Regions from separate parts of the Homo sapiens genome. Here region 2 is linked to region 1. A link is a contact called in ENCODE Hi-C or POLR2A ChIA-PET data. All regions are on one chromosome and are shown on one strand. Each heading gives the region's core, a stretch centred on a gene start or an enhancer-like site at or near the end of the contact. The rest is flanking DNA. Distances are from core to core; before and after follow the strand shown. Region 1 holds the start of RIMKLA (ribosomal modification protein rimK like family member A). Region 2 overlaps RIMKLA (ribosomal modification protein rimK like family member A).

Region 1 (7,403 bases), core at 4,065-6,564:
TGTTATATCACAATATCAAACCAGGATATTTAGTCCACACTAGTGGTTGGGGCCACTTTGTGCTAAAGGATCATTCCCCATTTCCTTCTTTTCTTTCTTTCTTTTTTTTTTTTTTTTGAGACGAGTCTCCCTCTGTTGCCCACGCTGGAGTGCAATGGCGTGATCTTGGCTCACTGCAACCTCCGCCTCCTGGGTTCAAGCAATTCTCCTACCTCAGTCTCCCGAGTAGCTGGAACTATACAGGCGCCCACCACCACGCCCGGCTAATTTTTTTTTTTAGTACAGATGGGGGTTTCGCCATGTTGGCCAGGCTAGTCTCGAACTCCTAACCTCAGGTGATCCATCCGCCTCAGCCTCCCAAAGTGCTGGGATTACAGGCGTGAGCCACTGTGCCTAGCCCTCATTTCCTTCTGAGTAGGCCCAGACCAGTCTTCATTTAGCACACACTTGGATGAGTAAAGCTTTGCAGACCTGAGCATCTTCTCCTCTCTTTCTGTAGGCATGCCTAAGCATACTGGTCCCAAAACTTACAGCGCAGGGAGGGTGGGGCAGGGAATTAGGAAGCATCGCTTCAGCCTTAAACCTAAGCCATGCAATTCGATTCCATCTTTTTGCAGAGCTCTGCTTTAGATGTTGTTGGGTGCTAGCTCAGCTATGAATAAAATGATCCTTTGGTTTCTACTCCAGTTTTTCTTGGATATAGTTCCCTTGGGAACCCTAAGGAGAGGAGGGATGATTAGCAGAGCAGGATTTGGCTATTTCTGGTCTTCGATTGTAGCAGACTGTATAGTTGGTCACAATTGTTCACAAATTTTTGCTGCCTTTCCCAGGGAAGGATTATATTTCCTTTACTTCACTGACATCAGGTGTGGCCAGGTGAACTTGGTCTGGCCAAGAAAATGTGACCTGACCATGTGTAAGTGCCAGGCACAAGTATTAAGAGCCAGCATGTAGTTTATCATAATCACTTTCCTTCTTCCATGAGAGACCAACATATTCCAGATAAAGACTGCTCTGGGCTCGGTACAGTGGCTCACGCCTGTAATCCTAACACTTTGGGAGGCTGAGGCAGGCAGATCACTTGAGGCCAGGAGTTCAAGATGAGCTCGGGCAACACAGTGAGACCCCTATCTCTACAAAAAAAGAAAAACATTAGCTGGGTATGGTGGTGTGCATCTGTAGTCCTACCCTCTCAGGAGGCTGAGGTGGGAGGATTGCTTGAGCCCAGGAGTTTGAGGCTGCAGTGAGCTCTGATTATACCACTGCACTTCAGCATGGGCAACAGAGCAAGATCCTCTCTCTGAAAAAAAGAAATAGTAAAGACTGCTCTGTCAGCCTGGGTCCTGGCACAAAAACAACCTAGAGGATAGCCATACTGTCCTACTATGTATGAGTACATTTTCAGAAATAAGACTTCATTGTTGCAAGCCCTCTTGGGATCACTTGTCACCACAGCCTAACCTAGCTTATCTTGACTGATACATTTACCATATTGTCATCTATACGAAGCACCATTGTTTATCCTCCCAACATCTATTCTCCTTTTTTTTTGTTTTGTTTTGTTTTGTGATGGTGTCTTGCTCTGTGGCCCAGGCTGGAGTGCAGTGGTACAATCTCGGCTCACTGCAACCTCCACCTCCTGGGTTCAAGTGATTCTTGTGCCTCAGCCTCCCAAGTAGCTGGAATCACAGGCACGCGCCACCATGTCCGGCTAGTTTTTTTGTATTTTTAGTAGAGACAGGGTTTCTCCATGTTGGCCAGGCTGGTCTCGAACTCCTGGCCTAAAATGATCCGCCCACCTCAACCTCCCAAAGTGCTGGGATTACAGGCATGAGCCACTGCACCTGGCCATCTATTCTCCTTTCAATCCTCCTAAAATACCTCCAATCTTTCCCCAGTTCATCCACCTCTACATGGCCATGTGCTTGGAGGAAGGGAGTCTAATTCCCAGCCCCAAGGAATGAACCATAATGAAATTAAGCCATTCATGATAGTTTCCTTTTCTTTGCTGGTAACTGGCTTAGATGTGGGCATATGAGACTGGAAAGTCGACTTGAGGGCTTCTGAGAAAAGTTTTCCTTGCCGATTAAAAAAAGAGACACACAGGAAGAAATAGTCTCTCTGTTTCTGCTGGACATTGTGCATGTATGTACGTCAGCTAGAATTGTGGCAGCCATTTTGTAGCTATGAGGGGCACTAGCCCAAGGCTGTCAGAGTGAAAATATGGAAAGAGTCTGGGTCACTGATGATGAGGCAGGCAGATCACTTGAGGTCAGGAGTTAAGACATCAGCCTGGCCAACATGGCGAAACCCCACCTCTACTAAAAATAAAAAAAAATTAGCCGGGTGTGATGGCACATTCCTGTAATCCCAGCTACTCGGGAGGCTGAGGCAAGAGAGTCAATTGAACTTGGGAGGCGGAGGTTGCAGTGAGCCAAGATCGCGCCACTACACTCCAGTCTGAATGACAGAGTGAGACTGTCTCAAAAAAAAAAAAAAAAAAAAAGAATCCTAACGTACCTACCTCCAGGTTTCTTGTTATATGAGATAATTCATTTTCCTTTTTGTTTAAGACAGTTGAGCCTGGACTGGAGGGGAAAATAATTAGTTTAGCCTAGGGACATTGAGGTGATGGCAGAACAACATCCTTTTAAATCCTAAAGCTCAGGGAACATCAAGGTTAAATTTGAATTTGGGAGTCACCTATGGAGAAATATTCCATAAAGTAATACATCTTAGAAAGCAGACCTGTACCTGGAAAAGCTGCCTCTGTGCTTGAGGAATTCCGGTGACGTAAGAGAACATTGCACATACATGTGTAGTCATTTCCTAACTGGATATGCTACTGTCCCAGGTCTTTGTGTCCCATCTGGAGAAGGGGAGATCACAGAGCTGGTAGTGAGCTCCTGGTGAGGGAGTTCAGAGAAAGTGATTACAACATCTGGATCCCATCCTCAGATTCTGCTCTTCTCAAGCCTGGCTTTTATGGACCTTGATAGCCATCTACAGTTAACTTAAAACATTCTAGTCTAGTGTGGATGGCTTTGAAAATGGGTTATAAGTAACTTTTAAATTCACTGACTTATATATCTTTTAGTAAAGATATATGAAAATCAAGGTTCTGACTATCTTATAGACCTCCTATGGGTGATACTATAGAAGCCTTAAAGGAAGCATCACATTCTATGGGTGATACTGTAGGAGCCAGGGTTAAAAAAATGTATAACATGAAACATCAAGGAAAAGGCCAATGTAGAACATAGAGGTTCTAGAGCTCAAGCTTACGAAGTGTTAAACAAAAATTATGGGAGGCCATTGTTTTGGACTGAGCTTTTGCACCAGGCCACAACAGAATAGACCAAACCAAATCGAGTCCCTCCTGCTAAATGCCACATAATCAAACTTGAGGTACATCCCACAACAGACCAGCTTTTCCTGAAAACAGGAGATTTCAGTTTACCTGAGTCAGAATAAGGAAGTCCCCTCTGCTTTAACCCTTACCAAAAAAGTAACCCAAAGTAGCCTGATGTTAAGCAATCAGCTCTTCTTCCATTGCTCTATTTCCTTGTTCCCCTCTTTTAAAACCCACTCTTCTGCCATTGCCCAGTGAAAGCTCTCATTCTATTCTGTGGAATGGAGGCTACCCCAATTCATGAATCTCAAAAGCCAATTCAATCTATAACTAAATTTGTTGTAATTTTGTCTTTTGCCATAAAATAGTTTTGAAAGTTACCAATCCATAGGGCACTATTGTTACTTTAAGAAAATACATTCATAGAACGGGGGAGGAGATATTTTGCAACATCAAAATACTTACTTAAGATTGCTTGAAAAGGCCAGGCGCGGTGGCTCACGCCTGTAATCCCAGCACTTTGGGAGGCCGAGGCGGGTGGATCACGAGGTCAGGAGATCGAGACCATCCTGGCTAACACGGTGAAACCCCGTCTCTACTAAAAAATACAAAAAATTAGCCAGGCGTACTGGCGGGCTCCTGTAGTCCCAGCTACTCCGGAGGCTGAGGCAGGAGAACGGCATGAACCCGGCAGGCAGAGCTTGCAGTGAGCCGAGATCGCGCCACAGCACTCCAGCCTGGGCCACAGAGCGAGACTCCGTCTCAAAAAAAAAAAAAAAAAAAAAAAAGAAAAACATTGCTTGAAAAATAACTTTTGAAATTCCAGTATACAGAACTTTCCTATAGGCTCATCTTAGTGAGTAAATGCACACACCTGCACAATATTTACAGAGAAGCCTGTGCCTTCCCTGAGACAACTTACCCCATTTCTAAGTTGCCATTGCTGGGTCTACCTTGAAACTACTCTTGCTTCCCTAAGCCAAAAAAGAAATTAAAAAAAGGCATATTTTAATGAACTGGAAGAGCAAATGCAGTCTCCAAAAATGGCTAACTTCAATCCTGCAGTTATTTAGAAAGGAAAATCTGGCTTCAAACACTATTGTCTGCAGGCAGGGTTTGCAATTGGCCAGGACCAAGGACAGTGTTTAAAGATGACTCAGTTGTATGGCCTGGGGAGAGCGGGAGTGGTGAAGGGAGACCAGCCAGTGGTCCTTCTAACTGAAAAGGATGCTAGGTCAATTTTTTATGACCTCGAGTCTGTGAAGGCTCAGACCTGCTGAAACCTAGGAGGGGATGTCCAGTGTAAGAAAATCTGAGACCCCAGGAAATGCACTTTCAAATTATCTGAATGGGAGGTGGGTAAGACTCAACTTCCCCCTCTCCTACATCCTCCCCCACCCCCGTGGGGCTTCAGGCTAGGATTTCGGCAGAGAAATCCCTCTCCTTCCAATGCTTTAGGGTCCAACTGGGGACCTAGCCGTGTGACCTTCGCCATACCCCGGAATCTCCTTTGGGACGTCCCCGAGGCCCTCCCTGTCCGGGGCTCAGCAGGCGTCCGCCCGTGTCCCAGCCCCCGAGCGCCCGGGATCGCCTGGGAGACGCATCCGCCGCCCACTGCGCATCTCTGGCCCGTCAGCTCGGAAACCCTCCGAGCCTCACAGGGCCGCCGCCCCGGCCCCTCCTGCTCCGGCTGTCCCACCCCAGCCCGCAGCGCCACGTCCACCGGGTGTCCGGGGCCTGCCGGGGCTGCCCTCCTCCGCCTCGCCTGCGCCCGCCGGCGGCTCGCTCCCCGGAACCCCGGGTCCTTTCCCCCGCCGCCGCAAGCCCCCCACCCGCCGTCCTTCCCCGGCACCGCCCGCCAGGGTCGCTTCTGCAGCCGCCAGCGCCCGCCGCCGCGCGCTGATTGGCTGGCGGGGCCGACGGCGGCGCTGAGTGGCCGGGCGGATTCGCTGGGTCAGGGCTGCAGAGACGCCTGGCGCACCCGCGGGAGCGGAGCCGTGGCGCGCTCGCCCCGGACGCCGGCCGCCCCTCCGCTCGCCCTACTGAGCGAGCGGCCCGGGGCGCCGAGGGGTCCGCGCCGCGCGGGGCGCACCGCCCTGGCCGCCATGTGCTCCCAGCTCTGGTTCCTGACGGACCGGCGCATCCGCGAGGACTACCCGCAGGTGCAGATCCTGCGCGCCCTCCGGCAGCGCTGCTCCGAGCAGGACGTGCGCTTCCGGGCGGTGCTTATGGACCAGATCGCCGTCACCATCGTCGGCGGCCACCTCGGTGAGCGAGGCGGGCCCGGGGAGGGCAGGGAGGCGCGCCGGGGTCCACGAGAGCCGGTCGGGTGGGCGCGCTCGCCGGGCCTCCCGCAGCAGAGTCTCCTTCGGGCCCGCACACTAGCCGCACTCTAGCTGCGAGACTTCTTGGGGTTGGAGAAAGCCGCTAACCTTCATAGCTTCTTTAACCACCACCACCTGCCCCGAGGCCAAGATTCGAGAACGCGATTTAATTTACTTAGGGGACTTCATTTTGTGAGAAACCCGAATTCACCTGAAGCCACCCAGGTGTCCGAGGAAAATCAGGCTGTTAAACCCCACATTTGCAAATCCTGCTCGCATCAATACCTTGACAGTTTAGACTCTGAGGTTTCTAGAAATCCACACCAGATTTACAAAATTACTATTAAGATGACTGTTTTAAAAAAGTTTTTTGGGAGTGTGTGAGCATCAGTAATGTGCACCACATAGAATATTATTTCCAAACTAGAAAGCCACATATGGGGGAAATCTGAGAAAGATTGGAGTCACTTCTCGAGTGTAAAGTGGGAGTGTAGACCTTTGATGGGTTTAACTCATCCTTCTCCCTAGCAGCGTTGAATTCTGATTCCAGAAGAGCCGGGATTTCAGGTTCAGACAGTTCTGGCCTCACTGATCACTCCACTGCTGTGTTCAGGAGACTTTTGTGGGTAAGACATGGTTGTCATCTGTGGGTTTGACCTCAAAAGGTTAATTATTTTTTCGTATATCCTTAATACAGGCCTCTCTGATTTAGGAATCCCTGACGCAGAAAACCCTCTGGCTTGCTGTTTGAGTGTCTCTGGGGCTCCACTGGAGGCATCCAACCATTTCAGGGAGTCCAGGACTCAAAAGGATTTGCGCCCAGTTCAGGGTGCATCTTGGGATACTGTTCGCATTATTTCAACAATTATTAATGGTTAAATAAGCTCGTAATCTGTTACTTTGCTTTGGCAGGGGAAGGAATTTCAAATTCGGAAAGACTACTTACAAGTGAGATTTTGAATATGACCTGTTTCTGAGTGGAATATATCTGTTATAGATTTTTCATCTCCAAGTTTATCGAAGTCCCTCATACTTAATATCAGATTGTATATCCTGTTGGAGAAATATACCATAAACATTAGGTACCTTACATTTAATCTACAACAATGACTATCAGATGCAACCGGTACCCTCTCTCTATCCTTGATTTATTAAAACTGTCACAGTTAATGTAGAACTAGATTTCTGAACAGGGAATCTGCAGATGTGAATTCCTATTACAGCTTTACAGTTAACAAGTATCTTGGCTTTGCTTTGGGCAAACCACTTTTGTCTTTGAATCTCGGGATTCTTATTTATAGAAACTAGGGGTTAAGGTTCCTCTCACTTTATGTGTTTCAGGATCATATTTAAATTGTATAATCTGTTGTATTTCACCGACCTAGATTAAGTAGTTAACATGTACATCTTTCTACCCAGGATGAACTTTTTGCTTATTTATTTTACAGTTTGTAAAGATGTCTCTTTTTTGAGATACAGTAGCCAAATTCCACATCACATTTAGTTTGTAGAACCGTCACAAATTCTGTAAGAGCAAGAAAATGCTCTGTATCTAAAACCTCATTTTAAAGAATCAGTCCTAAAAAAAAGATAAAATTAAATGCTAGTGCCACAGGAAACACTCAGACCCTTTTGTTTAGTGTCTTAAATGTTAATAGAATTCATGTGTGAAAATACCTTAATCTATTCACAAACCAGGAGTTCTTTTTTTTGTTTTTTTTGAGACA
Region 2 (7,029 bases), core at 1,984-4,483, 40 kb after region 1:
AAAGGAATGCAGCTTCTCAGAGGCCTCACTTCCAGCCAGGGAAACTTAAGACCTGAAAGGAATAAGGCTCTTTGTGTATTCAGACAGCCTTCTGGATGTATCGTATATAACCTGAAACTCTCCACTCTTGTATACCAACTAACAAAGTCTTCCTTATGTAACATAGATTGCAGTGTCTGTATATGGTCTTCCCATTATCTGGTAGTAGCATCTTGAAACTGGTCAAAACTTGAATGCCAATAGCTCAGTCACTCAGAATATACGATTCTGCACTTGGGAAAAATGTCTTCATGCTGTTTTTCTGATCGGGTATGGGGTTGCCAGAATGAGGATTTGGGGCTTTAGGTCTTTCGGATCTCAGAAACAATATAAGTAGATCATAAGCCACTAGTGTCACAATTTCAGGCCCATTGCTTCCAGCTAAAAGGAGATTCCATGACCATGGGGACCAGGAGAGGAGGAAAGGGAAAAGGGAAAGGTCTGGAATAGTTTTGTGAAAGAAATAAAAAATTGGGATGATTTGGAATTCTAGTAGGAAGGAGGAAAAAATGGCTCTTCTGTGGGCTGTTTTAATGAAAGAATCATGAATATGTATTGATCAGAGGTAGATGTCTTTGAAGCTGTTCTGCATAAAGATAATGAGATGCATGGATTTCCATCCACCCTGGAGAAGTGGGGGAGATGTGCTTCCTCCCTTCTTTAAATCCTGAGGAATGCTGGTCTTGAGAACACTGAATGCAAATCTGAGGAAGATGTAAGCGGCTGGCTGGGGAGTTTTAGGACCACCCAAATAAAAGCTGACCCTCCCAGAGGCTAATGAACCACAGTGCTGTGTGCAGGCATAGCCTTAGCAGGTCAGTTTAAGGAGTCAGGTCAGAGAATAAATCCAACCTTAGTCAAGTCACTACAGTTTAATATTTTCCTTTGCAACTGGAGGTAAGCCTGTTTGCCATTAGTCTGAGTGGATGTCTTGGGAAGGCCCCTGAAAATAGCCATATTTGTCACTGTCCCTAAAGTGAATGTTCATAGATCTGGGACTGTTTTTGACTGTACCTCTGAGACTCAAGATCAGGACAGATTGTTACTTTAAAATGTTACCTGGAAGACGATTCTTCTAAGGGCTATAATGTTATAATCTTTTCCTAAAACTAAATCATGCCTCCATTCCAGGTCTATGGCTAGACTCTGCAGCCCTCCCTCCTAAAACCACAGGGCTGAATGTGGAAACTTTCTTCTTTTAAGCCTTTCCATTTCCTTCTCTAGGTACAGCTCCTGTGCCAATATGCACTGTCTCAAGCCCTGTGCTGGCATTCCAACCTGGTTTGGTAATTTTGCTGTGAGGTTCATGTTCTCTGGGGCTCCAGGGCAACACTAAGAAAGTCGCTTATGATCCCCATTTGAGACCATGGAATTAGCATTTTGGAGACCAGTCTAGTCCCCCATTTCATAAGTAGGGAATCTTACTTAGTTCCAGAGGCCATGTTCACTTGCTAGTCAATAGCAAGGCTGGACTCAGGCAGTCTGATTCCTCATCCACTTTGGCATACTGCCAGAGGTAGCTCCATCCCTCCCTGGAATCTAGCACATGCTCCCATCCTGGGCCTACCCTCCGCCTCCTCCCCTTCTGATGAGCCTCTGTTCTGGATCAACACGGTGTTGATGTGCCAGCTGTCAAGGGTTCAGCACTTGGATGGCTTCTAGGTGAGAGCCCCAAAGGCATGTATATTTCCATGATGCAAGCTGGCTCATGGCCCGCACCGTCTTTAGACCAGCCAAGACCATTTAACTCTACCCCACACTTTCAGTGGTGGGATGTGAGGAAGAAAGCCCATGCCAAGCTAACTGAAAGCTTATTTGGCTCCAATTCGGCTGATGTTCCCTCACTGCAGAATGTCCTGGAAACCAAGGGTTTGCAGCTCCTAAACCTATTGCATTAGGCACACCCAAGAAGAAATCCTGTTCGATGCACATGCTCCAGTTTCAATCAGCAACAAGGTCAAAAGTTTCCCCCCACTTTCTGTTCCACAGTGCGTTCCCCTTGCAGCCAGACATTAGGCACAGATTCATCCCTATTGTAACCCAAATGTCAGCTGAGGGCTCCTTGCCTCTTGACATCCAGAGAGGTCTGATAACTGGGCTCTGTTTCTGAACCTCTAGATTTCTGTGATTTCTCAAAGACTTATATTTTTGCAGCCACTGCTGACTCCACACTTCTGCTACCTCATTTTAAATAGCGTCTTATCCCTGCAATGCATCAGCTGAGACATGAAGCTCAGTTTCCTCGCCCATTTCCACATAGCAAAATTCAAGCGAGTGAGTGTGTGTGCCTGCGTGTGTCTCAGTGACGTGGGAAGGAATGGCAGATGCTACAACAGTGCAGACTCGGCACCCCATTTATAGAATGTTCTTTTTATATACTATGGAGGAATCTCCACTCACCTTCCACTCCACGTGGTCCCTGTCTCCTGTCCTTGGGACAGAGCAGTTCCATTTATATTCTCACATACAACCAGATGGATAGCCATTCCTTTTCTTAATTTGATTCCTGCCAACACCCTAACCGTCATGACTTCACCTTTTACCATGGGTGGCTTATTAAAAACATTTTCCTGGACGAAGACAGTTCCCTCCCCAAGCGGAATTCGAGTGCCATCTCTTAAGGTGATGCATTTTTAATTCCCACTGCACAAGCCAGGCATCACAATGACCATATTCACCACTCGTTGTCAGGGGTACACCTTTTGGAAGGCAGCGTGGGCTAATGTGAATGGTACTAGTCTGAGTCAGATCCAGTTCAAATCCAGGTAACTTAAAGCTTGTGTGACCCAGGGACACTTTACTTCAACTTGTTAAACCTTAATTTTGTCACCTATAAATGTGATACATAAACAAACTTGAATGTGTCGCACTTAACCACATGCCTGGCTTTCCATAGGTTCCTTTCCTCTTGCTTCCCCCACTGTGAGCAACACAAGCATCGCCTTCTTGTGATCATGGCTCAGTGCCAAGGGATAAAAGCTGGCAGACAGCAGCTTTACAGCTGGGAAAAAGAGCTGCTGGGGGCAGGGCTGGCGGTAGCTCAAGCATGCTGTGGTTCAGGCTAATGACTGGAAGGTCCCATCCATCCTTGAGATTTTATGACGCTATGTGCAAGATCTAGCGAACGTATTTGGCTAAGAAAAATCCTGGAGGAGAGACTGCCTCAGACAACTGGGGGGCTGGAAAGCCGACCTGGAAAGCAGCCTGACCTTGGATGATTTAGCACCTGGGTTTTTTGGCTCTTCCTGTATTAGGTTTGCTGGCTTCGCATCAAATGGAAGGAGGTGGTGCCAGGGACGTGAATTAAACCTGTCAAATAGAGGGTGAGGGGAGTGCAGAAGGCTGGGGGAAGGAGGGGCTGTGTGGGGAACTCTGATAGTCTGACAGCACCATCTGGACTTGGCAGGGATGACAGCCCTGAGATCAGATGGAACTAACCAATAAAGCTGCTAAAATTCTGCTGTCCTGGGCCTATCCGGAGTGGGACTCCCGTAATCTCCTATTTAGAAGGAACACTGATCTGCAAGGGGAGAGCTGGGGCCCTTAATCATTCTGCAGAGCTGATAACGGTCACTGTGGAGGCAGGACTAGGCGGGTGCCTGGTTTGCTTAGTCCCACCTTGAGGTCCCGAGTTCCAGTGGTGTGCCGAAGTGGTTTGCACTGGCCCATGAGAGTGGATTGTTGAATTTCCAGGAATTTTGTAAGCTGGTTGGTAAACACAGCCACAGTGACCATTAGAGATTATATTAACCTGCAATTAAATAAAGTATGTTAAAAACAGTAATAAATACTCAAAACTCATCACTTCCTAATTATTTTACTATTATCTATGTTCTTGAGGATACTGACATCTATTGTATTGGTATGGTGTGCTACAATATAATGGCGTGCTATTGCACATCTCTTCCCAACCTGAACATTCAGTGACATCACATCAGTAGCTGGGGAATCGGCCCTATTGAGAGTATTTACACCACAGAGATTGGCAAACACTCTATATCAAGACCCCCCTCCCCGAGAGCTGGTTGTTAAACATTTGTCAGCACACCACTGCTGCTGGGAGACAGAGAGAAGAAACTGATACACGTGAGCACTGAAACATCTTAGTTCCAGGGAGGTAGCATTTGTGTTGTATTTCTCAGAAGCAAGTGTCCTAGTGTAATGTGCACAAGTGGCATGAAGTTTAACACCTAAAAGACTGCTTCTCTGCTTGTTCTGTCTAACTTCTGTGATTTCAACACTTGAGAAAGATGTTTACTTTGCTACTAAACTTATTGGAGTGATTTGTAAAGTTCACTGTCACCTGTGGGCAGTAGTTCAGCTAAATTCCCTCCAGGAAAGTGGACTGTAGCTTTTCCTGCCTAACTGGCAAAATGAAAATATGCTGAAAAGAATACATCTTAACTAGGCACCAGAATAGCTCATTTCCAAGTGGTTTATACAGCAATAACAGTGTTAACTTCTCCAACAGAGACGAAATCATTTATAAATGATTGTTTTGCTGTTTTTGCTTTTTATTAAAATTATTACTATGGAACAGAATGCTTTGTTTGCCTTTGTCTCCAAAATTCTGTGCCTTTTGGTGGTTCTTGTAAAGTAAGAATCACATGCTGAATCTACATTTTATTATTTTCATATCATAAAATGAGGAAGAGCCTTCACAGAAGAAACTTCACCCTATTCACTTGCACACCAGCTGCGTTCTGAAAAACTATAATTTTCCTTTCAAACGCAGAGTGCCGTCTGAATTGTAATACTGCCAACTCTCAACTGTCAAGATGATGGAGGAAAATACTAATGCAGATGGCGTGAGCTTGTCACGGGCCTGCTCAGCGTGCTCTCCCGGGCTGACATTCGAATTAAGATTCAAATAGCAAGTGAGAGCTGAAAGCTGTTTAAAATGGCTGTGTGGTGCAGTAAGGGGTCTCAGGGGATTGAAAGAATCTGTGTACTCACCAGAAGAACTCTGACAGGTCAGGCAGGGCCCTCAGGACTTGTGTTTGCCTGACATTTCAAGAGGCTTCCTGGGAGAAGCGGTGATAAGACCCTGGGGGACTAACAGTCAAAACAAGGCTCAAGACCCTTGAACTAAGGCTATTCCCCAGCTTCTGAGGGTCAGGGAGTCCAAATTGAGGTCAGAGCATCAAAGGGATAGTGCTTGATTGCTGCAGCCGAGGATGATTTGGGGTATGACATTATGTACCATTCATATTGTCCTTGAACCCAAACACTGGGGAATGTGGCCTATGTTTCTTTCTTCTTCTCTTACATGAAAATCGTCAAACTACACAAAAGTGGAGAGAATAGTAAACTCCCCAGAAAAGGACGTTTCCATTTGCCTTTACCACATATAAAAAGATTAGCAGTAATCCCTTGATACCATCTAATTCCCAGTCCGTATTCAAATTCCCCCATTGTCTCAAAGAGAACTGCATTTAGCTCCATGGTAGACCAGCGTATTTGGTGAGAAAGGAAGTACTTTGGAAAGGTTGCTGATGGCTTCCCTACCCTCTTGACGGTGGCTCTGGCAGAAACCATGCTGCAGGGGCACAGGTGGAGAGATGTTCAGGCTGGCTGCAGATGCCTTTCCAAGTTGTGGGATCTTGGGATTTCCTCTCCTCAAAGAATAAGCCTGTGACACTTCCCCTTCTACTTCCCAGAGTTACATGGTGTCCCTCTAGGACTCTCCCAGCTTCATGCTGCTGGCACCCACTTGTCTATCACGCTGGTATCCGCTGCTTTTCCTGCAGCTGCTGCTTTCACTAATGGCACTTCTTAAATCTGGTGAGAGGCTTCTCTCAAAAATGATCGCTCTTCCACTAACCTTAGGTCTACTGTACTCTTGGTGAATCACAGCTCTTTAGAGCTCCTCAAGGGCCTAAGCATCTTTTGTTAGAAAATTCTGGCTGAAATTCTCATGAGATGGGTCAGGGAACCTTGGAGTGGCAGCACTTGTGTCACATCTAAAGGCACTCCTCTGACTAAAGAGAAGTGGCAGCTGAGCACACTGCCTGCCCAGGGATTTTCTTCTGCTCTAAAGGACATTATTAAGACAACTGGTCTGTACTGTATTGCCTGATAGTATCATATCAATGTCAATTTCCTCATTTTGGTGATTGTTCTAATAAGAATACGTAAGAATGTGTCCTTGTTTTTAGAAAATACACATTAAATATCGAGGGATAGAGGTACATCATGTTTGCAATTTACTTTCAAATGGCTCAGAAAATAATGGGTTTCTAGAGAGAGAAAATAAAGCAAATGTGGTAAGATGTTAACATTTGGGAGATCTGGGTGAAAGGTATTATAGGAATTCTTTGCATGAGTAGGCTGAGTAAGTCTGAAATTACATCAGCCTCCTGTGCTGGGTTCACCTCCTCTCCATTAAATGTTGTTTCCTCCGGCATTTCCTTAGGCTTTCTGCTATTCCCTAGCTGCGGGTTTCATCCCTACATGATCTCCATTTGCTTGGTATTAATTACAACGTACATGATACTTTCAAATTTATCTCTGAACCCAGGCTTCTTTTCTTTTCTTTTTTTGTTTTGTTTTGTTTTGAGACAGAGTCTCACTCTGTTGCCCAGGCTGGAGTGCAGTGGCATAATCTCAGCTCACTGCAGCCTCCACCACCAAGGTTCAAGCAATTCTCCTGCCTCATCCTCCCAAGTAGCTGGGACTACAGGCGCCCACCACCACGCCCAGCTGATGTTTTTGTATTTATAGTAGAGACGGGGTTTCACTGTGTTGGCCAGGGTGGTCTCGAACTCCTGACCTCAGGTGATCCACCTGCCTCGGACTCCCATAGTGCTGGAATTACAGGTGTGAGCCACCGTGCTCTGCCCAGGCTTCTTTTCTTAAGGTCAGATGGCATATCCAGTTGCCCACCCTTCATCTCTCTTCAAATGTCTGATAAGCGTCTCAAATTCACCATGTTTCAAGCTGAATTCATGTTTTTATCTCTCCCCAACAAACCTCCCCTCTTTCAGGGCC

What was found. Hi-C counts contacts between places; a loop is a spot of excess contacts on that map. ChIA-PET counts read pairs that join two places held with the same protein, here RNA polymerase II (POLR2A). Pooled maps may share reads with other maps.
Region 2: a map of posterior cingulate gyrus shows a loop between it and region 1 (6-fold over the local background). The contact joins the enhancer-like site here to the promoter of RIMKLA in region 1. A Hi-C loop is called at or near these places in 4 of 168 maps with a recorded cell type or tissue (PC-3, posterior cingulate gyrus, posterior vena cava and 1 more) and 3 of 50 pooled maps. POLR2A ChIA-PET finds 5 or more read pairs at or near these places in 6 of 52 experiments (CD8-positive, alpha-beta memory T cell, GM10248, Panc1 and 2 more).

Annotation. Positions count from the first base shown.
Region 1 is chr1:42,375,478-42,382,880 of GRCh38, forward strand. RIMKLA (ribosomal modification protein rimK like family member A) reads left to right here and starts at 5,315. Exons shown (of 5, transcript NM_173642.4): 1 at 5,315-5,620. The coding sequence starts at 5,458. RefSeq lists silencers at 4,922-5,101, 5,112-5,231, 5,312-5,531.
Region 2 is chr1:42,418,003-42,425,031 of GRCh38, forward strand. It overlaps RIMKLA (ribosomal modification protein rimK like family member A), which reads left to right. Exons shown (of 5, transcript NM_173642.4): 5 at 1-6,230. Among named protein-coding and RNA genes, the nearest start is that of ZMYND12, 35 kb to the right of the region's middle. Within about 2 kb of position 3,234, at least 8 of the 41 ENCODE cell types and tissues checked have a DNase peak (open chromatin) inside an H3K27ac peak, as active enhancers do.